Linked DNA regions of Homo sapiens: region 1 is linked to region 2. A link is an interaction called in ENCODE POLR2A ChIA-PET data of the cell type or tissue named here. Cell type or tissue: Panc1. All regions are shown on one strand. Each heading gives the region's core, and the rest is flanking DNA. Links, peaks and the distances in the headings are about the cores only. Region 1 has its middle 81 kb from the start of ABLIM1. Region 2 has its middle 20 kb from the start of ABLIM1.

Region 1 (12,977 bases), core at 5,524-8,023, 60 kb after region 2:
TGGCTAATGATGTCGAACATCTTTTCATGTGCTAGTTGGTCATTTCTATGTCTCTTTGTAGAAAGGTCTATTCAAGTCCCTTGCAAATTTTAAAATTAGGTTATCTGTGGGTTTTTTGGTTGAGTTATAACAGTTCTTTATATATTCTGAAAAATAGACCCTTATCAGATATATGATTTGCAAATATTTTTTCCCATTCTGTAGGTTGCAATTTTGCTTTCTCAATAATGTCATTTAAAGCACAAAAGATTATGATTTTGATGAAATCTATTCCATTTATTTTTTCCTTGGTTGCTTGTGCTAAGAAATCGTTGCCTAGTCCAAAGTCATAAAGATTTATACCTATGTTTTTTTCTATCTCACTTACTTTTAGTTATGCTACCATGGTATCTTTTATACATCATTATAAACTGCCTTAAATTATTTCTAGAAAAAAGGAAAAGATTAATAAATTAATTTTGAAGCCATAGTCACTGAAAAGGCCAACTATATAAATTACTTTAATACATGGAAATATCTATGACAAATAATCCTTAAACACAAAACTAAAGAAGATAAAACTCAAAATGTAGAAGTGAATTTTTTGCATTGACTCATGCTCCAACTGAACTTCAGGTGATATAAACCTCATTTAATGTTCAGATTCTCTCATCTATATTATTATGTCCATCTAGCGTAAATATAATAATTAAGAATGTGCTGGAATCACTGATTCCATATTATGAATCCTAAAAGTGGCTCAATTATGTTGTGGAGAGCCATGAGTGTAGTTACAGAATTTGGACTTTGCTCTGTAAGCAAAACTGCTTAGAAGGGTTTTCAGCAAGGAAGTGACACAATCTCATTGGTAAGTTAGAAAGATTGGGTGGGATGCCAGGTACAGTGTGAATCAGGTACTAGTAGGTGATAGGTGATTGATAGGTCCAGGGTGGAAGAACAGAGGGAACAGAGTCCTAATCAAAGACCACAGGGAAAACAGCAACTATTCTGAATCCTTTGAATTTTTATGCAATACAAAGTAGGACCAAAAAAATTGCCCTTTAGAACAAAATAACCTAATGCTCATGGGGCTTGAGCATATGTAATTCAGCTACTGTAATGCTGTACCCCGAGCAAAAACATGCCCTTTGAAGATTTAAAGTTTAGTCTCTGAAATTAATTTAATCAGACATGCTAAACAATGTAAAAGTCAGCCTTCTTGTAGCATGCTGAGCTAAAGTTATTTATTTATGTTCTGAACTGGACCCTACTGAGATAAATCCTTCAAGATGTCACACCCCATTTTCTTCAGTACCCAGGAACACAGGTAGTGCCTGGGGAAATCAATTAATAACATCCAGATTCAGTATTCTTATAATTAGATAAAGGATGTGTTTGCTCCCAATAAGTCGCAGACCAGGTACATCTGCCAGATACCACCTGTATCAGAAACATACGCCTCCATTGCTGATTTGTTCTATAAAAATGTTTCTGGCATTTCATTCTTCTTTTATATTTTAACCAACAACTCCAGATTTGAGAACCTTGCAACTTTATTTTTTTTTAATTATTATTATTTTTTGAGATGAAGTCTCACTCTGTCACCCAGGCTGGATAGAATACAGTGGCACAATCTTGGCTCACTGCAATCTCTGCCTCCCAGATTCAAGCAATTCTCCTGCCTCAGCCTGCCAAATAGCTAGGATTACAGGCGTGTGCCACCATGCCCGGCTGATTTTTGTTTTTTAGTAGAGATGGGGTTTCGCCATGTTGGTCAGGCTGGTCTCAAACTTCTGACCTCAGGTGATCCGCCCACCTCAGCCTCCCAAAGTGCTGGGATTATAGGCATGAACCATCACGCTTGGCCATGACCTTGCAACTTTAATAGCTGGATTCAGTAACTCTAACTGGTCTTCCTGCCTTTGTTCCCTGCCCCAGCTCCTTGTCACCTAATCTAATTCACCCTATAACTGGTTCTCCACCAAATCTCCCTAAAATACCACTTAGATGATGGCACTCCCTTGCTCAAAACCTTCAAAATGCCTTTCTGTTTACACAGCTAAATCCATAACCTCACATTCGTGCCCTCCATAATGTGGTCCTAACCCAGGTTTCCAACCTTACTCCAATGACACTCTCCCAAAGTCTCCATTCTAGCCAAATTGGTTTCCTTCAGTTTCTCCCAGACAATTCTTCAACACAACACCCCCGCAACTCTCGCACCTTGTTCCCCCAATCCTCCTTCTCTGGAAGGCCCACCTCACCCTCTGTTTTCCAAATCCTTTGCAATGATCTGCAAATATTTTCTCAGCTCAACTCCTTGGGAGAGGAAGACTTCCCAGACCACTGGGCACATAATAAGGTTGTGTGCTTTCCTGCCCGTGACATGACTTATCCTGGCACCAAATCCTCATCTGATAATTTTACATGGATTATTGAATTTTCAAAAGGGATAAATCCTCTTCACAACCAAACGGGAGGTTTCCTGAGGGTTGGGTTTCTTTGGTATGTATCTCACACTGCCCAACAGAATGCCCTTCATCTAGCGATAACTTAGTAAATAACTAATAAGTAAACATACGCAAAATAGGCTTACTAAATAGCTAATAATTAAGTAAACGTAGGAAAGTTCTTGGCTGGAAGAGCTTTAAAGTGAGAACATGCTACCTACACTGGTTCCAGCATGGACTTAAAGGGGCTTATGTGACTACATAAAATGCAGCAAGTTAGCAAGTACAGCCTTGGAATTCTTTTCTTTTTCTCTACCATGTACAAAATGCAATTCTAGGCACTTCAAAGGTTTACAAAGACAAGATAGATTCTTGAGTCCCTGACCTCAAGAAGTCCCCAGTTGAGTAGGCTAGCACAAGCCCCTGATTACTTACTGTAATATGTTTCAGACACTGGAATAACATGAAGAGAGGAAGGCAGGCAGATGCCTGGGCTAATGATGAAGAGTCTCAGTCTAAACAGCAATGGTTTCCTCAGGTATCTAAGATTATTATTTTGTAGCACAATCGAGTACAGATAGGCCTCTAGTGAAATGTCCTTTATTTCTTTGAACACAGAAAAACAACAATAAAAAAATTCTAATTTCTGTATGTTAGAGGGATTTGGGAGCCAACTGGGAGCCAATCCCATGGTTTTTTTGTTTTAGGTTAATAAATGTGCTGGGTTTTGCTGTTGTTGTTGTTTTGAGACGGAGTCTCGCTCTGTCACCAGGCTGGAGTGCAGTGGCGCGATCTCGGCTCACTGCAACCTCTGCCTCCCAGGTTCAAGCGATTCTCCTGCCTCAGTCTCCTGAGTAGCTGGGACTACAGGCACACGCTACCACGCCCAGCTAATTTTTGTATTGTTAGTACAGACAGGGTTTCACCATGTTGGTCAGGATGGTCTCGATCTTTTGACCTCGTGATCTGCCCCCCTCGGCCTCCCACAGTGCTGGGATTACAGGCGTGAGCCACCATGCCCGGCCAATGTGTTGGTCTTATCATGAAAAATGTTTCAGTCAAACTGTTGTTGTGGTCAAGTCAAAGTTATATTTATTATACAAAGCTGGAACAGGAATACAATAGTCAAAGAAATATTACAACATAGCATGTGTGCCTCTGTCACTAAAGAGACTAGGTGAAAGAATATGAATATGTGATCACAAATTTCTGTATTATTCTCAAAATATCTGACCAAATATCCTTTGAAGGGCCAGTAGATCTCCCCACATCACCATTTGTGGAGCAATATGACATCTAAATATGCTGGCAAGGCAATGATTTTATGTAATGTACCCCCAAAAGAGAGCTAAACTTCCTGCAGAAGAGATTTAGACAGGTGGTGATGTTTTTCTAGAATCATTTCCATAACCTTAAAGTGCCCCCCAGGAACCAGAAGGCATTGGTTTTGAAGTCCACTATTATACCATCTGTCACCTGTAAAGAATAGCCTGGCCCTAGAATGTGAAATTTAACACAGATACTGCTTGCATTAAGCAAAGACCTCATAAATAAGAATGTAATAAAATGGGCCATAGTGACTTAATTTTCACTGCCATTCTTGGTTTGATTATCAAGCCAATCCAAACAGGGACAAAGAATTAGATGAGTATATTGGCTGACTGGGTTGGATATTAAAAAACAACAACGCTAAGCTACCATTTCAGTCCCTACTTAAAAAGCAATAAAAGCAATGATTATACATATTCATTTACCATTGTTTAAAAATAACAAAGGAGATATTTATGCTGGGAAAAATATAAATGGTACATCCAGTGACAGCTATCTAAACATGAATCCAGGGACAACATTGAGATCAGCAGTACACATGACAGGGTAGTCTGAAAATATAAAATGCCCTGAAATCTAGTGACCAACATATAGAGAGAAATATTACTTCATATATTTCTGCTTTTAAAACCCGATGTAATGCAATGATGCTTTAAATTATATCTATCTGAAATAGTTTGCAAGTATATGTTGCTGAACATCCTACTAACTCTGGAAGAAGAGGGCACACCTGCACAGCCTAGATTCATCTGTGGGGCGGTGGCAGTTAACATCAGCAGGAAATAAAAAACAGGGACAGAAAACAGACAGGCTATGATCAGAATTTGGGAGAATTGGCCCAGCGCGGTGGCTCAAGCCTATAATCTCAGCTCTTTGGAAGGCTGAGGCAGGCGGATCACTTGAGGCCAGGAGTTCAAGACCAGCCTGGCCAACATGGGAAAACCCCATCTCTACTAAAAATATAAAAATTAGCTGGGTGTAATAGCATGTGCCTGTAACCCCAGCTACTCAAAAGGCTGAGGCAGGCAGATCACTTGAGGCCAGGAGTTCAAGACCAGCCTGGCCAACATGGGAAAACTCCATCTCTACTAAAAACACAAAAATTAGCTGGGTGTAATAGCATGCGCCTGTAACCCCAGCTACTCCAAAGGCTGAGACACGAGAATCTCTTGAAACCAGGAGGCAGAGATTGCAGTGAGCACTCCAGCCTGGGCAACACAGCAAGACCCTGTCTCAAAAGCAAAACAAAACAAAAGGAAAAACAAACAAAGAATTTTGGAGAACCACTTTTTCAAATCATCTGGCCTGCTGAACTCAAGGCCTTTTCCGACCTTGACCTTTGAGACGACATCACCCTCAGTGCTTCCTGACTCCTCGGTTTCAACACAATGGCAGCTCTAATTCCAAATCCCTCCCAACCTGCACCTTGCTCTCCTCCAGACCCCAAGTCCTGATCCTGTAAATGGGCCTGCTCATGTCCTGCCAAGTTCTTACCCCAACTGAAGCAAGATTCTAATGTTGTGTGATCAACAGGTACAAATATCACTAAATTTTTTTCAAGAATTTTTATCTCACACCTCAAGATGATGTACTAAAGGAACTAAGAACAGAGCATGTTCAAAGCTACCTAGTAAAGAAATCTCTTAATCTGTTGCTACCTAACACAGAAAACATTCAAAGAGTTTCAAATGATTATGGTCTCAGGAGATAGTGGCCAAAATAGGAATGATTTCTCTCTTGCAGATTCACACAGGAAATTAATGTTTCACCAGCATCAGTTCAGCCTCAGAACCACTCTAGTAAAAAAGGCACTACTATAACTGTTCATTCTGGATGATGGATATATGGATGTTCACTCTACTACTACTTTTGTGAATATTAAAAAACTTTTACTAAAAAAATTTACTAAAACCCATCAAATTGTATGCTTTAAAGGTTGAAATTTAAAGGGTGAAATTTGTGATATATAAATTATTATTATTATTATGTATTATTTTAACAGGGCCTCACTCTGTCGCCCAGACTGGAGTGCAGTGGCGCGATCTTGGCTCACAGCAATGTCCGCCTCCCAGGTTCAAGTGATTCTCATGCTTCAGCCTCCCAAGTAGCTGGGACTACAGGCACGTGCCACCGTGTCTGACTAATTTTTTGTATTTTTAGTAGAGATGGGGCTTTGCCATGTTGGCCAGGCTGGTCTCGAACTCCTGGCTTCAAGTGATCCACCCACCTTGGCCTCCCAAAGTGCTGGAATTACAGGTGTGAGCCACTGTGCCCAGCAGATATGTGAATTATATCTCAATAATCAAAAAATGATGCTTTCCAAAGAAGGGATGAGAGAAATTCAGGCATCTAGAGAAACAAAGTAACTTGTCCTAAGCCAAGTAGGACATTCATGGGAAAATGTACAAATGTGCACAAGATCTAAAGCAGCACTTTATACTCTCTAGTCATTCAATTAAGGAGAAAAAATAATGACAAAATCCACTTACTCTCATGCTTTAAAAAGAAAAACTGCAGAGACTACCAAAACAGAGCTCAAGAGATAGGCCACAGCTTTTGGTGATTTAGTTCAAGTAGAAATGGGTCTTTGCTAGCTCACTTATGCTTTAATAGATAGTTTTACTGTGCCTCAAAACCGAAACAAATAAAATGGCAGCTTCATTCATAAACTCCTTGTTGGATCTATAACAGATGGAAACTGAGGCACGATAAAAAAAAAAAAGTAGGGAGTGCTAGTTGGTTAGAGGAAGGAAAGATAGACTTCTTGTTTTTCTAGAGTGGTCAGGATGCACAAGGACATGCTCTATTTAAGACAAATAAGGGAAATGATTCCCTTCAAATGATAGCACAATTAAGATGCTAAAATGTCTTAGTAATGGGGGTGAAAGTATTGTTTCTTCTCAGGTACACAAAAAGAAAGGCACTTAAAATCTCCAGAATAGGCAGAGAAGTAGAAGAAAGTCATTAACTGAATAGAAACAAATGAAAAGGTGGTGATTTTAAGTAACTGGAATGTAACAAAAGAAAATCCATTGGATTTTAATGCTTTGAACAGTCTCTTTTAAAAACTACAGGTTTGAACACACAGAATTGCATTTCTTTCTCTAGTTTCCGATGTTTACAAATTAGTCTACAGACAAAGCAAGACAAGCTTAATTATAACATGAAAATGTAAATGTCAAATTTTGATTGTGTAAAAGTAGTGACAGAACTGATGGAGCTCAAGAGGTGGAGTGAGAGAAGCTGGGAATAATTAGGGACATTCTTCATCTTACATCCTGGCGAGTCCATAGAGTCCAGGGTTGATAGAACAAGAAGGCAGGACAGGGTTGGGAGAGGTAGAAGTAGAGGAAGTATGCTAATCTTTATCTTTCACCATAAGGAGTCTGAAGTTAATCAATGAAAAAAGAACAATGTAGATTTTTAGGTGTTACCATTTAGAACAAAAGCATTGTTTGAAAGTATTAATTCTGGTATGTAGAACCATTGAGGCTGGATTTTTTTTTAACTTAATATCATCCAGTATTTTTTTAAAAAAATTTCCCATCATATATGCATTGCTTTTATCATGATTTCTTGATTTTTTTTAAATCACAGAATCCAGAAAACAAAATAATTGCATAACAAATGAACACATTAAACACATCTTTCTGCCATCAAAAACATGAATCCATTGGATATAGCAATTTCCCACTTCCATTCAGATGGTTAAATGCCAACTTGACTAGCATTCAGGCAGTGTTACATCTTTGCTTCAATGCTAGAAAATAAACTGAAAACAGCCCAAACGGATTAAAGGAAGCTCAACCAAGCTCTTTTCTTGTTAGGGCATATTTCTATTAATAAAACTAAAGTAAAAAGAAGCAATAAATATCCTGGCCTTGAGTATACTAGATGGATTCCCTATTTTCAGCAAGAACAGAGATAGCCATTTCTTAAATAACAGCAAACCTGTTGGCATCAATTTTTAAGTCTTAATTTGAACATACAATGTGCAATTATAAGACGCAGAGAAAGAATGTTCGCCAGAAGTATCTAAGAGTGTGTCTAGGCTATACATGGAGAGTCTCTTACAATACAGCAGATGATAGTTTAACATGCATTGACCTGATTCTTAACTAAGACTGGGAAATGCTAGTATGTGCCTCAAGATTTTAAGAGGACCCATATTTGTTAATTATAAGAAGGACTTTAAAGAATAGGCATTTTAAGCTTTTCCTACTCGTAGCATATGCTACATACAAGCAAAGCAGGCGCACTAACACAAATGGACAGTTACAGATTTGAAGCTGAACTTTCTTCCCCCTTCCCTACCTTCTCTTCGGGAATTTTTTTTTTTTAATTTTGCTTGGGACTGTGTAGGGGACTTCCACCACTTCCCTCGGAAATCTTTCTTACTCTACCGAGGAGGAAATCTGGGCATTATTAAATCCTGACTCCTTCACATCCTCCTAGGGGACTCAAAATGGAAAATGTTTGAGTATGGAAGGAAGTGGCTGCAGCCTAAAATTTAAATTTACAGGAAAATTAGTACTATACTGATTAGATACAGTAACTTGAGACAGTAACTTGGATACTATTAGATACAGTAATTTCAATAGTATATATATACTATATTAGATATAGTAACTTGGGATAGCAACTTGGACAGAGCCTATATGAAAGCAGTCTTTAGAAATAATAAAAAGTTGGCTGGGCGTGGTGGCTCATGCCTGTAATCCCAGCACTTTGGGAGGCTGAGGCAGGAGGATCACTTGAGGTCAGGAGTTCGAGACTAGCCTAGCCAACATGGTGAAGCCCCATATCTACTAAAAATACAAAACTTAGCTGGGTATAGTGGTGTGCACCACTCTCAGGAGGATGAGGCAGGAGAATAGCTTGAACCTAGGAAGCGGGGGTTGCAGTGAGCTGAGATCACACCACTGCACTCCAACCTGGGTGACACAGCGAGATCCTGTCTCAAAAAAAAAAAAGAATAAAGAAATAATAAAAAGTTGTGTTTCTGCTTCTCTGGGGTGATACATAGACTGAAAATCAGGGAAGATACTGTCTTAAGTACTTCGGAAACCATTTACCATAGTGGTATAGTATTTACAAGTCACCCTAAAGATTCTGCTTGATAACACCTTGATAGGACTATTCTTCTTTTTTTTTTTTTTTTTTTTTTTTTTTGAGATGGAGTTTCGCTTTGTCGCCCAGGCTGGAGTGCAGTGGCGCCATCTCAGCTCACTGCAAGCTCCGCCTCTCAGGTTCATGCCATTCTCCTGCCTCAGCCTCCCGAGGAGCTGGGACTATGGACGCCTGCCACCAGGCCTGGCTAATTTTTTGTATTTTTAGTAGAGATGGGGTTTCACCGTGTTAGCCAGGATGGTCTCGATCTTCTGACCTCGTGATCCGCCCGCCTCAGCCTCCCAAAGTGCTGGGATTACAGGCGTGAGCCACCTCGCCTGGCCAGCCTATTCTTAATATGAATCCTTGAAGGTAATGAAAGAGCACTAGATCTAAAATCAAAAGAACTTCCAATAACTGAGAAGAAATATGTACACCATATGTTAGAAAAAATGGTTAATATCTTTAGGAAGAGAAAGGAGGAACATTCCCTGATCCCTCTACCCCTCCTCAAAATAATCAAGGAGTTCACAAAATAAGTATATGGATAAAGGTTAGATTTATGACTAATCAAAATCCTGCTAGTTCAAATAATAAGATTCTTTTTGTTCACCACAAGTAACTGACAGAGATTGTTTGTTGTTAAGTTAAAATCCAGAAGTAGTGAAGGCACCATTACACATTGCTAGTGGAAAACAAGTTGGCAATGCCTTTGAATTATGGTATATTCACTCATTGGAATGTTATGCAGTCATAAAAAGCATCCTGTAGAAGTTTCTAGAGACGTGGAGAGCTGTTTAAGGAAAACCATAACAAAACATAAGTACAGAATAATTACCTTTTTGTCAATTACATGAAACAAAATCCATAACTTATGGACTTCGATACTTAAGAATTTTTAGGGTAAAGCAAACCTTAATTCTCATAGATTTTGCTAACCTTGGCAGAAAGCTAGCTTTGACTCTCAAAGCTGACTTCCTTTTAATGAAATATGAATGCTCTAAGATAAATAAAAAACTACTCTTTTGCGATTTTGCATTATAAAATAAAGGCTCCATTAAGTATCCCTTGAAAGACCCTGGATATTTTTAATTGCTACGTGTTAATTTCACTGTAAACATTATAAAAGCAGTTAGCTAACTGCAAAATGCCAAAGTCTCTCTAAGGACTAAAAATGGCCAAAAGTACACTTTGGATACTCCATCTACAAAAAAAGAGGGAAGATGCAATTGATCTTTGTGCCCCATCACTGCATTATTTGAGTTCATTTCCAACAATTTATAAGCAAAACAAAGATGAAAACATTCTCATCTGCACTCCTCATATCACCTACTTTCACAGGCAGAATACCCAGACCAGCAACTTGAATAAGAAAACAAATCTCTTCCTGATGCAGTGACTTGACTTAACTTTAGTGTGCCGCAGTTTTCTCATCAGTCAAATGGAGTAATAATATTATCTACCTCAGCCAGGCACAGTGGCTCATGCTTGTAATCCCAGCACTTTGGGAGGCTGAGGCAGGCAGATCACTTGAATCCAGAAGTTTGAGACCAGCCTGGCAAACCTCGAGAAACCCTGTCTCTACCAAAAATACAAAAATTAGCTGGCTGTGGTGGCACACGCCTATAGTCCCAGCTACTCAGGAGGCTGAGGCACGAGAATCGCTTGAACCTGGGAGGTTGTAGTGCGCCAAGATTGTGCCATTGCACTCCAGCCTGGGTGACAGAGCAAGACTCTGTCTCAAAAAAATAAAAAAATAAAAATCTACCTCAAGGACAGATGTGAGGATTAAATTAGTTAATCTGTGTAAAAGTCTTAGAACATTGCTTGGCACATTGTATCTCAAAAAATGTTAGTTTGTTTTTGTAATTATTACCATTACTACTACTACTAATAAGTAGTATACGTTTAAAATTAATATGGTTATATTTGAGGGTATAAGTAGTAGCATTAATACGGTTAAAGCAAATTGCAACTAGGAAAAGCAACTTCAAGGTAATTTGCCTAAAAGTGAAGATTTAGAATAGCTTCTAGAATTAATGGTTTATATTCTACTGGTGTTGATTCTGGGGCAATGAGGTTAGATATTATTAGGGTTCTGGACAGTGTGCCCTCAGTAAATGGAAGAACTCTCAGAGTAAGTAACTCAATTAGCTATTAAAGGTGTCATATATTTTGGAACTCAGAAACATTAAAGGTCACTAGTAGAACCACTTGTACTTTTTGGAGTTCAAACTGCCAGATTCAGACACACTGCCAGATTTCTTGCATAAATTAGATATAACCATCTTGGATCTTTCTGTGGAGTAATTTGTTTTTTAAACTCAATTTTAAATCAGTCCAAGTGGTAGATAATAAATATTTTAGTTATTTGTCTTCTCTATTTTTTTCCTTCTCTCAAGCATGAGGAGTTCTTGAACCTCTAAAAATCAAATCATTCCTCTTTCAAAACTTTTCTGGGGAAGTTACTGTGTTAGTCAATAGTATATTTCAAAAACGAAAACCTCAAAGTTGTGTTAAAGATCCAGCCTGGCTGAGCGAGACTGTCAGCTGTGGCTGCCTCCTGTTCTCCATCACAGCTCTTCTGTTGTAAGGGTTGATATGCAGGGGAGAGGATGGCTCTGGTTTTCAGCCTTGCCACATGAACAAGGTCTAACCTTCATAAAAAGATGGGCTAATGTAAAAGAAAAAAAAAGCTGCCTTCTGGAGGGACTTTCCAAAACATACAAAACATAAAGCACACGTAGGGCTTCCCTGGGAACCCAAGACAAAGTGAGACAAGAAGTTGGGGAGAAGAGTCTCATTTCTGTATGAACCACCAGGAATGCAGCCTGTAATGGCAGCCTAAGTTGGCCTCTTGGGAGACCATGAGATGTGGCGTGGGCGTAGAAGCAGAAGTTTCGTGATGGGACCACAGTTCTGTTGGTGTTATATCACAGGCCTCATTCTGGGAACACTCTCTAGGGAGAAGGCAATATAAAATTGCAGTGAAGCACCTGTGCTTTGGAGGTAGACTCAAACTTAGTTAGATTGGATTCAAGTACAAGGAAAATCAAGGTTTTCCTGCTATCTCACTGGCCATTTATTCTCAGGCTCTATTCTATCTCTTCTTCCCCTGATCAACCTCTAAACTTTACAGCAGTGTTTCTCAACCATCTGGGGAGAAGAACCCAGGCACTGCTTTAATTTCCAATCCACCGCAGACTGATACGACCGGAAAAATGCAACAAAGAAACAAGTTATCAAGACAATGAAATCAAAGGCATACAAAATTAAAGTGATCATTTGCTGTAATTGCTATAAAAGTTTCTAAATGTTAGCTGAGCATGGTGGCATGCGCCTGGTGTCCCAGGGACACAGGAGGCTGAGGCAGGAGGATTGCTTGAGTCCACAAAGTTGAGGCTGCAGTGAACCATGTTCATGCCACTGCACTCCAGCCTGGATGAGAGAGTAAGACCCTGTCTCAAAGAAAATAAATAAATAAAAGTAATAAAGTTTCTAATACTTATTCTCGATTTCTGTTTTTATCATATTGGATGGGAGCAGGCAGGGCATGAAGCAACACCAGGCTCTGGGCCATTTTTGGGTAGCATCATTCTTTTAGAGAATGTGTCCCATCTACATGCTCTTCCTAGCTGACAAATTCCCAATTGAAAGCTCCCACCTTGACCCTGCCCTGACATAAGGACTCGGGTGTCCAGTTGCTGGCCTGACCACCCCCTTGGATGTCTCAGAGGCATCTCAAACTGGCATGTGCAAACAGAACTCTTGATGTTATTTGCACTCCAAAACCTGTTCTCTCAATTGCCCCTCTCCCCAGATAGGGAGAAACAGCACCACAACCCCCGCTTCCCTCTCCCAGGTGCTCTCTCTCTCCTTCAGTCTCTATCCACTCCACCAGCAATTCTTGTCAATCCCCCCTCCAAAATATGCCACTAATTGGTCTGCTTGTCCTCCTCCACTGCCCCACCCTCTCCTCCAAGCCACAATCCTACTTCCTCTACATCACTGAAAAAGAGTCTATTCTCTTAACTACAATGCTATCCTGCCTGACACGTAGTAAGGACTCCACAAATGGTTAACTTAAAAATATTTCCTGGCCAGGTGCAG
Region 2 (12,977 bases), core at 6,494-8,993:
ACAGGTGTATATAGATGTATAGAAGATGCATGTTTTTCTTCTGAAGGTGATGCCAAACACTTTTCCAAAGTGAGTTGTTCAGTTTATACTCCCACCAGCAATGTAGGAGAATTGCAGTTGTTTCACATCCTTGACGATACTTAGTATTGTCAGACCTTCTAATTTTACCCATGCTGATAGACATATAAAAGTTTGTAAATAAAGTTTTATTGAAATGGTGTCTCATTGAGGTTTTAATTTGCATTTCACTGATGACTAATGAAAGTGAGACTTTTTTCATATGCTTATTGACCATTCTGGATATGCTGTTTTGTGAAGTATACACCTATGTGAAGTATGGCTTATCTGCCTTTTTCTTATTGATTTGTAGGAGTTCCTTTTTCATATTTTTTTTTAGAGACAGGTTCTCTCTCTGCCACTCAGGCTGGAGTGCAGTGGCACGATCATAGCTCAATGCAGCCTCCAACTCCTGGGCTCAAACAATCCTCCCACCTCAGCCTTCAGAGTAGCTGAGACTACAGATGAGTGCCACCACACCCAGCTAATTTTGTTTTATTTATTTATTTTTAATTTTTTAGGATAGGATCTGGCTATGTTGCCCGGGCTGGTCTTGAACTCCTGGCCTCAAGTAATCCTCCCATCTTGGCTTCCCAAGGATCTGGATTACAAGTATGAGCCACAACACCTAGCCAGGAGTTATTTATTTATTTATTTATTTTTATTTTTTATTTTTTTAGATGGAGTCTCACTCTGTTGCCCAGGCTGGAGTGCAGTGGTGTAATTTCTGTTCACTGCAACCTCCGCCGCCCAGGTTCAAGCAATCCTCCCACTTCAGCCTGCCAAGTAGATGGGACTACAGGCATGTGCCACCATGCCCAGCTAATTTTTGTATTTTTAGTAGAGATGGGGTTTTACCATGTTGGCCAGAGTGGTCTCGAGCTCCTGACCTCAGGTGATCCACCTGCCTCAGCCTCCCAAAGTGCTGGGATTACAGGCATGAGCCACCCACGCCTGGCCAGTTCTTTTTATATATTGGATATGAGTATGTTTTCAGAAAAACATAATGTAACTATCTTCTCCTAGATGATAGCTGGCCTATTCATGTTCTTAATGATGTCCTTTGATGAACAACTCCTAATGTTAATGTAATTCAATTAGTATTTTTTGTCTTTTATGGCTAGTGTTTGGGTTTGGTCCTGTTTAAAACATCTTTGTTTAATCCATGGTTTTGAAGGTATTCTATGCTTTATTCCAGAAGCTTGTTTTAGCTTTTATGTTCCATCTCAAATTAAATTTAATAAATAGTATAAGATAGTGATCAAGGTTCATTTTTCCCCCACATAGATATCTCGTGCTCCAGCATCATTTACTGAAAAATCCATTCTTTCTGCACTGAATTGTAGTGGCACCTGTGTTGTAAATAAGATGACCATATGTGAGTGGTATTGTTTATGGATTCTACTCTCTTCCATTTTAATATTTTAAAAAATCAGCCGGGCTCAGTGGCTCATGCCTGTAATTCCAGCACTTTGGGAGGCTGAGGCAGGTGGATCACCTGAGGTCAGGAGTTCCAGACCAGCCTGACAAACATGGAGAAGCCCCATCTCTACTAAAAATACAAAAATTAGCCAGTCGTGGTGGTGCATGCCTGCAATCCCAGCTACTTAGGAGGCTGAGGCAGGAGAATCACTTGAACCTGGGAGGTGGAGGTTGCAGTGAGCCGAGATCATGCCACTACACTCCAGCCTGGGTGACAGAGCAAGACTCCAGCTAAAAAAAAAAAAAACAAAAAAAAAACAAAACTCTTTCCACCAACACCACACTGCCATTCAAGTTTACTTGTAATCATTTTTTATAATAGTTAAGATATCTTTACCCCATTAATTTGTATAGCAATGAGCAATGCTAATCCAAAACCCTTACTATGGTATGCAATCACAGGCAGGCCCTTGTTCATGTCTTCATCCTCATCTCTGAAGCCTTCCTCCTCATTCACTAAGCTGCAGTCACAGTGGCCATCATTCATTCCACATGGCACAGACCTCAGACACACTCTTCCCTCTGCAGGCAGTCTCTGTGGCTCCCAACCCCACCACACACACTCTTATTTATCAGCCAGGCCTCCGCTTCAGTGTCAGCTCCTTGGAGAGGTCTTCCTGGATGCCCCAACTAAATTAGATTCTCTTATTATCCTATATATTTTCTCATGGTACCACAATTTATAATTATGCAGTTGTCTGACTTCTCAAAAGCCTGCAAGGAGCATCACATGAGGAGGGACCATATTTATTATATGACCAATTATTTGGACACGATGACGGGCTTCAGTAGTTGTTCAATTACTGATCTGAATCTTTTTTGTTTTCAATAAAGATGAAATCCCTAGAGTGACTTAAAAAAATAAAAGACTATTGAGAAGAGAGACATTAAGGGCAAAATTCAGGCAAATGTAATCAGAGGAAAAAAAAGTGGGGAGAACCAGGTTATCTAGTTAGCAAAATAGAGTTTAAGAGGGACCATCTGGTCCCAGTGTGGTGGCTCATGCCTGTAATCTCAGAACTTTGGGAGGCCGAGGCAGGCAGGTCACTTGAGGTCAAGAGTTCGAGACCAGCCTGGCCAACATGGCGAAACCCCATCTATACTAGAAACACAAAAATCAGCCAGGTGTGGTGGCATGCGCCTGTAGTCCCAGCTACTCAGGAGGCTGAGGCACCAGAATTGCTTGAACCTGGGAGGTGAAGGTTACAGTGAGCCAAGATCATGCCACTGCATTCCAGCCTGGGCCACAGAGCGAGACTCTGTCACAAAAAAAAAAAAAAAAAATTAATTAATTAAAAAGAAGAGAGACCTTTTGTACACACCTTTGGTCTCAATTCCTAAGAATCAGTTTAGCAGTTATTATTTTAAATGTACATCGTAACTGTAAAAATGTTTCATATTCTCAGCCACTTGGTGTTCAGGAATTCAGAAGGTAGTGAGACATAAGTTCTGCAGTCAGAGTTGGGTTCAAGCTCTGGCTCCGCTATTTACCACGAAGTTGGGCAAGATTTACCACGAAGTTGGGAAAATGTTTTGTAAGTAACAGTTTCCTCACCTCCTTCCTAGAACTGTTAAGGCAATTAAATGAGATTTAAATTAGATAATACAATATGTAAAGACATAGCACAGTGCCTGCCACAGAGTGAGGACTCAAAAGATCTGAGCTATCTTAATAATTGTTATTCTTTTTTTTTTTTTTTTGAGATGGAGTCTTGCTCCATCTCAAAAGTGGAAGTGAAGTGAAGGGACACTGTTAAACCTTCAAAATCAGAAATTTATAAGAATGCTCTGAGAGTCATGAAGAGACTAGAAAAATATTTTCTTCTTCATAAAGATGGAAAATCTTTAAAGATGAAAGTTTGTGGGAGGCTGGATCTCAGGCAGTTTCTGCCCAGAATTCCCTGACCTAATCTTTCTCCTTAGAACCTCTCTTGGCTCTCTTGCTATATGAGCACACGGCTCTTTCCATGGCCATCATATAATGGTAGAAAGTCCTCTGTATCAGCGTGGTTATAACCAAATGCTCCCTATGTCCTGAGATGGAATATCTTGCCCATCCCTATGTCCCAGATGTTCCCTATGTTCCCTATGTTCCATTCACCCTATGTCGCCAAGTATCCACAATCATTGAAGAGCTGTCATCATTGGGTAGAGAGCCCCATGTTGATGACTCCCAAGCTGAAGCCTACATTACAATAAGATGACAAGTATGTACCAGCTGATATGGTTTGGCTGTGTCCCCATCCAAATCTCATCTTGAACTGTAGCTCCCACAAATCCCCACATGTTACTGGAGGGACCCAGTGGGAGGTAACTGAATCATGGGGGTGGGTCTTTTCCATGCTATTCTTGTGATAGTGAATAAGTCTCACAAGATCTGATGGTTTTATAAAGGGCAGTTCTCCTGAACATGGTCTCTTGCCTGCCTCCATGTAAGAGGTGACTTTGCTCCTCCTTCGCCTTCTGCCGTGATTGTGAGGCCTCCTCAGCCATGTGGAAATGTGAGTCCATTAAACCTCTTTCCTTTATAAATTACCCAGTCTCAGGTATGTCCTTATAGCAGTGTGAGAACAGACTAATACACCAGCCACTAGCCTTTGCGTGTATTTACATATACAACTCCTGTCATGCTTACCAGGACCTTATGCATTAGCTAAGATGTACTAGTTTTCTGGGGCTTCTATTACAAAGTATCGTAGACTGGGTGGCTTACACAACAGAAACTGTCTCACAGTTCTGGAGACTAGAAATTCAAAGTCAAAGAGTGCAGAGTCGGTTCCTTCTGAGGGCTGTGAGGGAGAATCTGTTCCATTCCTCTCTGCTACTCTCTGGTAGGTTCAGGCCTTTCTTGGTTTGGAGATGGTTCTCTTGTGTCTTTATGCCATTTTTACCTATGCATGTCCATCTCTGCATCCAAATTTCCCTTTTTTTAACGACATCTCATGTTAGGTTAAAGCCTACCCTCATGACCTCATCTTAACTTGATGGTCTGTTAAGGTGATCCAAATAAGGTCACAGTCACAGGTACTGGCGATTAGGACTTCAGCGTCCTTTGTGAGGACACAATTCAATGCATAACCAGAAGAAAGGAAATTACCTGACAGTGGGGCAAGACGACTTCTCAAGAAAAGAAGGAAACACAACTGGTATAACAACAAATGAAAAGAAAATGTGACTGGGCGCGATGGCTCACGCCTCTAATCACAGCACTTTGGGAGGCCGAGGTGGGTGAATCACGAGGTCAGTAGATTGAGAGCAGCCTGGCCAACATGGCAAAATACCGTCTCTACTAAAAATACAAAAATTAGCTGGGTGTGGTGGTGCGTGACTGTAATCCCAGCTACTCGGGAGGCTGAGGCAGGAGAATGGCTTGAACCCGGGAAGCGGAGATTGCAGTGAACCGAGATCGCGACACTGCACTCCAGCCTGGCGACAGAGCTAGACTCCATCTCAAAAAAGACTCTGTCTCAAAAAAACAAAAAAAAAGAAAATGTAAGAGAACAATCAGTAACCATGAGACTGGATTTATACGATTATGTTTCTTGGGGAAATGGTATTCCCAAGAAACTCGGGGGATTTCAGATTATTGTGTTCTCAAAACCCCTCAAGAATTCCTTTAAATTTTATTGCCAATCTCAGGCTTAATGACTAGGAATGGAGACTCCTAAGTCCTTTCACTGTGCGGTTTTATTTTAATCATATGTATATAAAATCAGTATGAAGCTTTTTTCTTTGAGATGGAGTCTCTGTCACCCAGGCTGGAGTGCAGTGGCATGATCTCGACTCACTGCAACGTCTACCTCCTGGGTTCAAGCGATTCTCCTGCCTCAGCCTCCTGAGTAGCTGGGAGTACAGGCGTGCACCAGCATGCCTGGCTAACTTTTGTATTTTTAGTACAGACGGGGTTTCTCCATGTTGGCCAGGCTGGTCCCAAACTCCTAACCTCAGGTGATCTGCCCTGCCTTGGCCTCCCAAAGTGCTGGGATTACAGGCATGAGCCACCGTGCCTGGCCAAGTTTATCTACCTCAAGAAAAATCCCTCTTACTTCTGAAAAGCCTGGTTCCCTCCCTCTGGGGGACCCTCCTGGAACCCCTGGCATGCTATGGTCCACTTGTTTGCCACTGCTGCTGGCCTATGAGCTCCACAAAGGGAAGACTCATAGCCACCTTTCTCATGACTGTATCCCCAGGTCCTAGCATGGTGACTGTCACATAGTAGGAGCTCAGTATATAATAGTGAAATGAATGAAATAAAACAATCCCCCTCACGCCCCTTCTTCTGTGTGTATTATGACATTGCTGTCAGGACAAAAAACCCAGAAATACCTGAGAAAAGTATAAAGCCTGAGAAAAATATTGATAGCATTAAGCCTCTTATCCAAGGAGCATTCTGCCTTCCCACCTTTCCTAAAGCTACACTCCAAACTCTTCTGTATCTGGGTTTAATCAGCAGAAATCTGGCTAACTGGCTAGGTATAGTGGCTCACGCCTGTAATCCCAGCCCTTTGGGAGGCCGAGGTGGGAGGATCACTTGAGGCCAGGTGTTTAAGACCATCCTGGCCAACATGGTAAAACCCCGTCTCTACCAAAAGATACAAAAAATGAGCCATGTGTGGTGGCATGCGCCTGTAATTCCACCTACTTGGGAGGCTGAAGCAGGAGAACCACTTGAACTTGGGAGGTGGAGGTTGCAGTGAGCCAAGATTGCGCCACTGCACTCCAGCCTGGGCAACAGCCAGACTCTGCCTCAAAAAAATAAAAATAAAAAAGAAATCATCTAACTACAGGTTCCCAACTACAAGCTGACTGTAATTGAGTAAACTGGTATTAAAGATTTCTAGCAAAAAACTGTTCATTTTGTAACAGTATTCCAGGCTTCATTCTATCTCCAAACATGGAGAGGAAACACATGAAAGTTGGTGAGTAAAATCTAGGTGAAATACAACTGACAATAGAAAAATACTCACTTGAATTTGCATGGTTTCCTGATGGTTAAAAATCAACCATTCTTTTTTAATTCCTTTAGTTCCTTTACACACATCTAGGTCATATCAATCAAATAAATGTTTTAAAGTGGCATAAAATCAAATCACTTTAATTAGGTATTTCTTTCATTTTATTTCTAATCCTTTTTTTTTTCCTCATTCTCCAGCTAAGCAAAAACATGAACGTTCTTAGCAAACAGGTTTTCAAACAGGGTTTTAGAGCAGAAATAATTAGTACCAAGTAATATTTTGAAAGAATGATGAGTTTTCATTATTGTTTTCATTCTGACTGAACTAACTACATTAACCTGTTGGCAAATTTATTGAACAATCATATAATTGTTTTCTGACTTCATTTCTAAAGCATGTCTCGTTAAGCTAAACTAATCTTTATCGCCTTTGAAACCACGGATTCTTTTTCAAGAAGTCTTCCACAGCTGACTCTTTCTTATTTCTTTCAGTAGTCTAGGGCAGTGGTCTGTAAACTAATGCCTGCTGCCTGTGTTTGTAAATGAAGTTCTGTTGAAAGCAGCCATGTCCATTTATTTATGTATTGTCTACGGCTGCTTTTGTGCTACAATCTCAGACTTGAGTAGTTGCAGCAGAGACCATTTGGCTCACAAAGACTCAAATATTTACTATTGTGCCCTTCACAGAAAAAGTATGCTTTAGGCTAATCACACAAAGCATTCAAATCTTGTATTTCTTAGCTGTTTGCTCTATAAACATCTTATTCATTGGTTTCATCTGTGTACCATTTCCTTGAGTTTGTTAGAAAGTTCCCTAGGGTTAGATTGTCTTTTTATTTTCTTTTTTAAACCAAGAATAAAGTATTTCAGGTTAACTGAGCATAATAATTTTATTTCACTGAGTCTCAGTGCATGTCTATTCATGCCAATACCACTGGTACTGCATAGAAGCTATGGTGGATTATATCATTGGCTGAATTTATCACCCCTCCTTATATCCATGCCCTTTGCCATGTAACTTTGAATGCCCTCTCACTTTGAGACTGGAATTGATGATGTGACTCATCTGGCTTATAGAATAAAGAAGTGACAGTGTGCCAGTTATGAACTTAGCCGTCAAGAGGTCACGCATATTTCTACATGCTGTCTTGCCCTTCTGTGTCAGCATGATGAAAAAGAAAGAAAGAAGGAAAGAAAGAAAGAGAAAGAAAGCAGCATGACACCAACCATATGTCTCATCAAACCTAAAATCTTACTATCTGGCTCTTTACAGAAAAAGTGTGCTGCCTGCTCTTCTGAGGGCTTGCCAGACCCCTGTTGTTTGCTATTAATTTTCTCCCCACCAAACAGGCCAAGTTAGAAATATCTTAAACCTTGCCGGGAGTGGTGGCTCATGTCTGTAATCCCAGCACTCTGGGAGGCCTAGGCGGGTGGATCACCTGAGGTCGGGAGTTTGAGACCAGCCTGACCAACATGGAGAAACCTTGTCTCTACTAAAAATTACAAAATTAGCCGGGCGTGGTGGCGTGTGCCTGTGGTCCCAGCTACTCAGGAGGCTGAGGCAGGAGAATTGCTGGAACCCTGGAGGTGGAGGTTGCAGTGAGCCGAGATCCTGCCATTGCACTCCAGCCTGGGTAACAAGAACAAAACTCCGTCTCAAAAAAAAAAAAAAAAAAGAAATATCTTAAACCTTTTAATAAATTGCATGTTTATTCAACCATGAAACATAAAAATGCAAAATGTCTCATTGGGAAATGCCACATTCTGGAACAGAAATGCCCCAGTTTTCGTCATCCTAAGAAGTCAGGCCAGAAAAACTCTATACTCTTTGGCTCTCTCATTCCTTTGTCTCCCATTCATGCGAGAAGACACTATCTGCCTTTTAAAACTAGGAATATGGATTACTTTGATGAAAATAAAATAGATAAATAAAACAGCTAATAGTTGTTATCCCCTAATTTTGGGCAGCGGTCAAAGGGAGCTTTTGCCTCTCATGTAGTGTTTGAAATTTTTACAATGAAAGCCTATTCTTACATGATTTTTATAATTAAAAATAAGCAAAACACACAGACATAAAACTAAAATAAAATTACCAAACTAGAATCAAGGCCTTGGATTCATAGCACTGTTCAACGTTATAAATAATTTGCAAGAATCTGAATCTCCCAGATGGAACTCTAATTGCCAATTATATAACCCATTCATTATTACGCGGGAGGCACTGTGCCATGAGTCTTATAGATATTCTCACTTCATCCTCACAATCTTATAAAGCAGACAGTATTGTTATCTCTATTTTACAGATGTGGAAACTGAGGCTTAGAGAAGTTGAGAAATTTGGCCAAGATTACACAGCTAGTAGGTGTCCAAGCTGCCATCTGACCAAATCTCTCTGCTTCTAGAGCTCAAGCACTTCACCAGTGCATCATGCTCAAAAGGAGCATGCTTTCCTTCTACAAGTCCATAGTTATGCATTTATATTTGTTAAAATCACTTTGAAATTTACCAAAGAACAATCATGTTAGCAAGGGGAAAATAAATCCCCAATCCTCTGTGGCTCTGGCAGTGTGGAAGGGGCAGAAATGGTTTCTGAGGACAAGAGGCACCCTTCCTTCATACTGGAGCCATGGTGACCCATGCTCAGATCTGCCCCTTCTAACCAGCGAGGTCATCTATATCCCGAAGGATCCCCCGGGCCTTCCCTAGCCAGCTTTCTAACATCTTTAGATGATGACATCCTCTCACATCATTTATCCCAACACTTGCATTCTCCACTCTTGCTCAGGTCATTACATAATGTCTCATGTTGGTTAGTTGCCCATATATGCCAGTGGACCTTCCAGGATTATCATTCTAAATGACAGAGATTTATTCTGAACAGTCCCTAGCATGGTGCCTGCCACCTGTTGAAAAGTGCTTGTAAATTAATTACAGCAGAATGTTACTTAACAGCTCCAATGCCAAGTATAGGGATGGCTCTATGACTCACCAGGAGACCCTCCCTGATGAAGCTACCAATTAGAGACAGACTATTACAGTGACAGTCACTCTAAATGTAAAAAAATAAAGATGTGGGTGGGGCCAAGAGCCACAATCAGTGAAGTGGCTGATTAATCCATGAATCTGCAGGTACATTTAGCTAGTCATACAACCAGCATTACCTTATATATGGAAAATGGGGCTACCAGACCATTTTAGCCATTTTATATATTTTTTATTTTAATTTTTATATTGAGAGAGAGAGTTTTGCTCTTTTTGCCCAGGCTTGAGTGCAGTGGCACGATCTCAGCTCAACGCAACCTCCGCCTCTTGGGTTCAAGTGATTCTCCTGCCTCAGCCTCCTGAGTAGCTGGGATTACAGGCGTGTGTCACCATGCCTGGCTAATTTTGTATTTTTAGTAGAAATGAGGTTTCACCACGTTGGCCAGTCTGGTCTCGAACTTCTGACCTCAAGTGATCTGCCCGCCTCAGCCTCCCAAAGTGCTGGGATTATAGGCATGAGCCATCACGCCTGGCCTAAACCATTTAAAAATAGTCACCAGGGATGTGCTTCCCACAAAATAATGCCACCCCATGAACATGCTGGCATTTTCCCAAGAGCACTGTGTATACTACATCCCCTTCTAACTCTCTACGCCACTTCAATTCACATGACAGCAGGACATATGTTTCCCAGGCAAAATATTACAAAGAAGAGTGATAGCAGGCTTGGGGAGTTCCTGTTCCAGGAAGATATTCAAGGTACCCTGGTGTGGTCACAAGCCTGGGGAGCCTATGACTCAGACAGAAGCTCCTAAGACTCAGTCTATTGCTGACTGTTTTATGGAAATCCAGTGCCCAATTCTCCGAGCATGCTGCCTGCTCCCACTCCTGGGGCACGTTCCTGGCAATGTCATGCTCTGATTGACCCACTGGTCACCGACTGTGGCAGCGCTCATTTGCAGTGGCAGCTGTGACTGCCTTTGGAAGCAGGAAAACCTGTCTGGCATTTCCATTCTCTCATATGAAACCTAAAAGTAGTGCTAATCGGCACGATGCATTTTCCCTCTTTTTGGAAATGAATGACATTTAGTGATAAGTCTTGTAAAATCCCAATATTCTGAATTGCTATCCTGGCTACCACCCCAATATTTAAACTATGTTAACGATGGAGACATACATGTCAGCAGTCAGATTTTAATATAAAATTAACGGCTGACTATCTCAAAGTCCTAAATTACTATTAATTGTAAACAAACACTAGCTCTAAGTATATCCTTTAGAGCAGAAGGTTGTAAGTCACTGTATCAAAGTCTTAAATCAGCAGCCACCTAACTAGCTAATGCTTTCAAGCTGTGCCAGGAGAGAAAGGACAGGATGATCTTCTCTTACTAAAGAGAGATGGATGAACAGCTGCAAGCTTTGCTGTTGTTTTAAAACATCCGGGAACCAGCTACTGAGAATAATAAATAAAATGTAAGCAGGGTCAGACTTATTTATTACATATCCTTTCAAAATATCCTTTTGTTTAAAAAAAGCTAATTAAAAGTATTGCCCATATTCCCTATAGAGAGTACATTTAAAACAATGCAGAGTAGCAAAACCCCTTATGTTCCAAACATAAGGTGTGCCTGTTTTTAAGTCTTGGAATAATTTGCCAACTTCCAATTTAATTATGACTGAGCTTCAAGTCAACTGCTGAGTGTTCTAGAGATACGGTTTCTGTAGATTCCAGCTGGTAGCAAGTGGAAAGACTCCAAATACCTTAAAAATATGCCACGGAGTAGAAGGGAGGAGAGTAGTTAAAAAACAAGGAAGAGAAAGAACGTTGTTCTTTCTGGCTTGACCACTAAAAATATAATTAGATGTATCACTTACTCTGTTTACTTACAGTCTCTCTGCGTGTAAGATTTCTTCCAAAACCTGCCCTATCTTTCTGGAAAGCCAAACTAAAATCCACTCTTTGTACAGTACAAGAAAAACAGAGGACTTTAAATTCATTTAAATAAAGACATCTAGACATCTTGAGATATTCTAATTTTATCACTAGGACCCCATTCAGTTGGAAAAGACATAGCATCATAGTTTTCCACTCTAAATGTATCAGGAATACACGAATGCATTCTAATTAATATGCATAGTGTCCTTATTAAAATTCAAATTCTATATTTGAGGAAAGTCCAGAATGTCAAAGAATCTTGTGTAAACCTGAGGTGACGTTATCCTTTAGAAAGAACAGGGGAGGGCTGTTCTTGGCTGACCACCCACGTGGGGCCATCGTCCACTTTAAGTTTTCCTATTCTAATGTTTGTCAACTTTCGTCTTTCCAGTAAACGTCCAAGGCAGGTCAGTGAGGAATAGGAAACCACATTACTGGACTTTTAAATCAGCATAGTCTTTCAAAATCATGCTCATTTACAGGAGAAAACTGTGTGGCATAAAAAGCCACCATGAATTATTCATCAGTTACAGCGTGTGCCAACCTCAGATTCCTTTGTACCTCGTAACAAGTGTATACATGTGAAGTGTAGCAGACCCGGCTCCCCAGTCCTACCAGTCCTGGGTACAAAGGCAAACCCAAGCTCACCGGAGGTCCTGCGAAACAGAGAAGAGTGGCGAGATTGGAAGTGAAGGAGGGAGGGGGCCCAGCCTACCTGCCGTATCTGGAATTACCCACGAGTCTACTCTCCAGGAACCAAAATAAGTTACACTCTCTTATCTTAAGGGGTCCAGTATCAAAGGAATCAGCAACCGATCGCCACAGTCCCTAGGTTTCAATGGAGCAGCCTGTGAGACTGCGTGGGGCCACCCTCTGCAGTTCTGTTGGACGTGGTGTTGGCTGTCGGCCCCTGGGGATGCTGAGCAGGACCAGCCGGGGCACTCCTGAAGCCAGCCAGCCTCACCACGGAACAAACTCTCCCATCAAACACAACTGTAGGGAAAGCATCCTAGAGATGACATCCAAACTCAAACAAAATGCCCAGAAATAGGATCACAGGTGTTTGCCCACAGTCACTGAAGATGCCTTTTAATGTGCCCAAAGGACCAACCTACTGTTGGTTGAGTTGAGCTGGGCTACTGCTACAAAAGAGTCATGTCGATTTTAACATCCTGTTATATTAAGAATATATGTAAATATGTTGACAAATAAGATGTGCATTTTATACAGATATGTACTATCACAGAAATAGATTGTAAAACAATCTTTTACTTATTATCATAAGTGTAAAACAATTTTATCAAATGGAAAAGCCCTGCATCTTTCCTCATCTTTAAAGACACGGTCGACCCCAGACAGAATATATGCTGACTTTACAAAATGGACGGTCTAACCTTTGTAGTCTCCCATGGTGTGATGAGGGTCCGTGAGCTCAGTCATTTCCAAGGTCATTAACATGCACAAAGCTCCAGGGTTTCAGCTTTTCTTCACTAGGCATCTGGCACACAGAAAGGCTGCAACACTCCTCAAAGGAGAGGCTGGGGCCCTGGCTCTCCTCCCAGGAGT

Evidence for each region. ChIA-PET counts read pairs that join two places held together with the same protein. Peaks named below come from ENCODE experiments on the same cell type or tissue, not always from the same donor. Only the 100,000 strongest peaks of a DNase experiment are listed, where the experiment ranks them.
Region 1: POLR2A ChIA-PET joins it to region 2 with 5 read pairs; 2 of 35 experiments call an interaction of 5 or more read pairs at or near these places.

The regions. Positions count from the first base shown.
Region 1 is chr10:114,732,314-114,745,290 of GRCh38, forward strand. It overlaps a transcript of ABLIM1 not described here. Among named protein-coding and RNA genes, the nearest start is that of ABLIM1, 81 kb to the left of the region's middle. In Panc1, for the core only: no CTCF peak of the experiment used is centred there; no DNase peak of the experiment used is centred there; H3K27ac peaks cover 2,241 bases.
Region 2 is chr10:114,671,485-114,684,461 of GRCh38, forward strand. It overlaps a transcript of ABLIM1 not described here. Among named protein-coding and RNA genes, the nearest start is that of ABLIM1, 20 kb to the left of the region's middle. In Panc1, for the core only: no CTCF peak of the experiment used is centred there; no DNase peak of the experiment used is centred there; H3K27ac peaks cover 2,500 bases.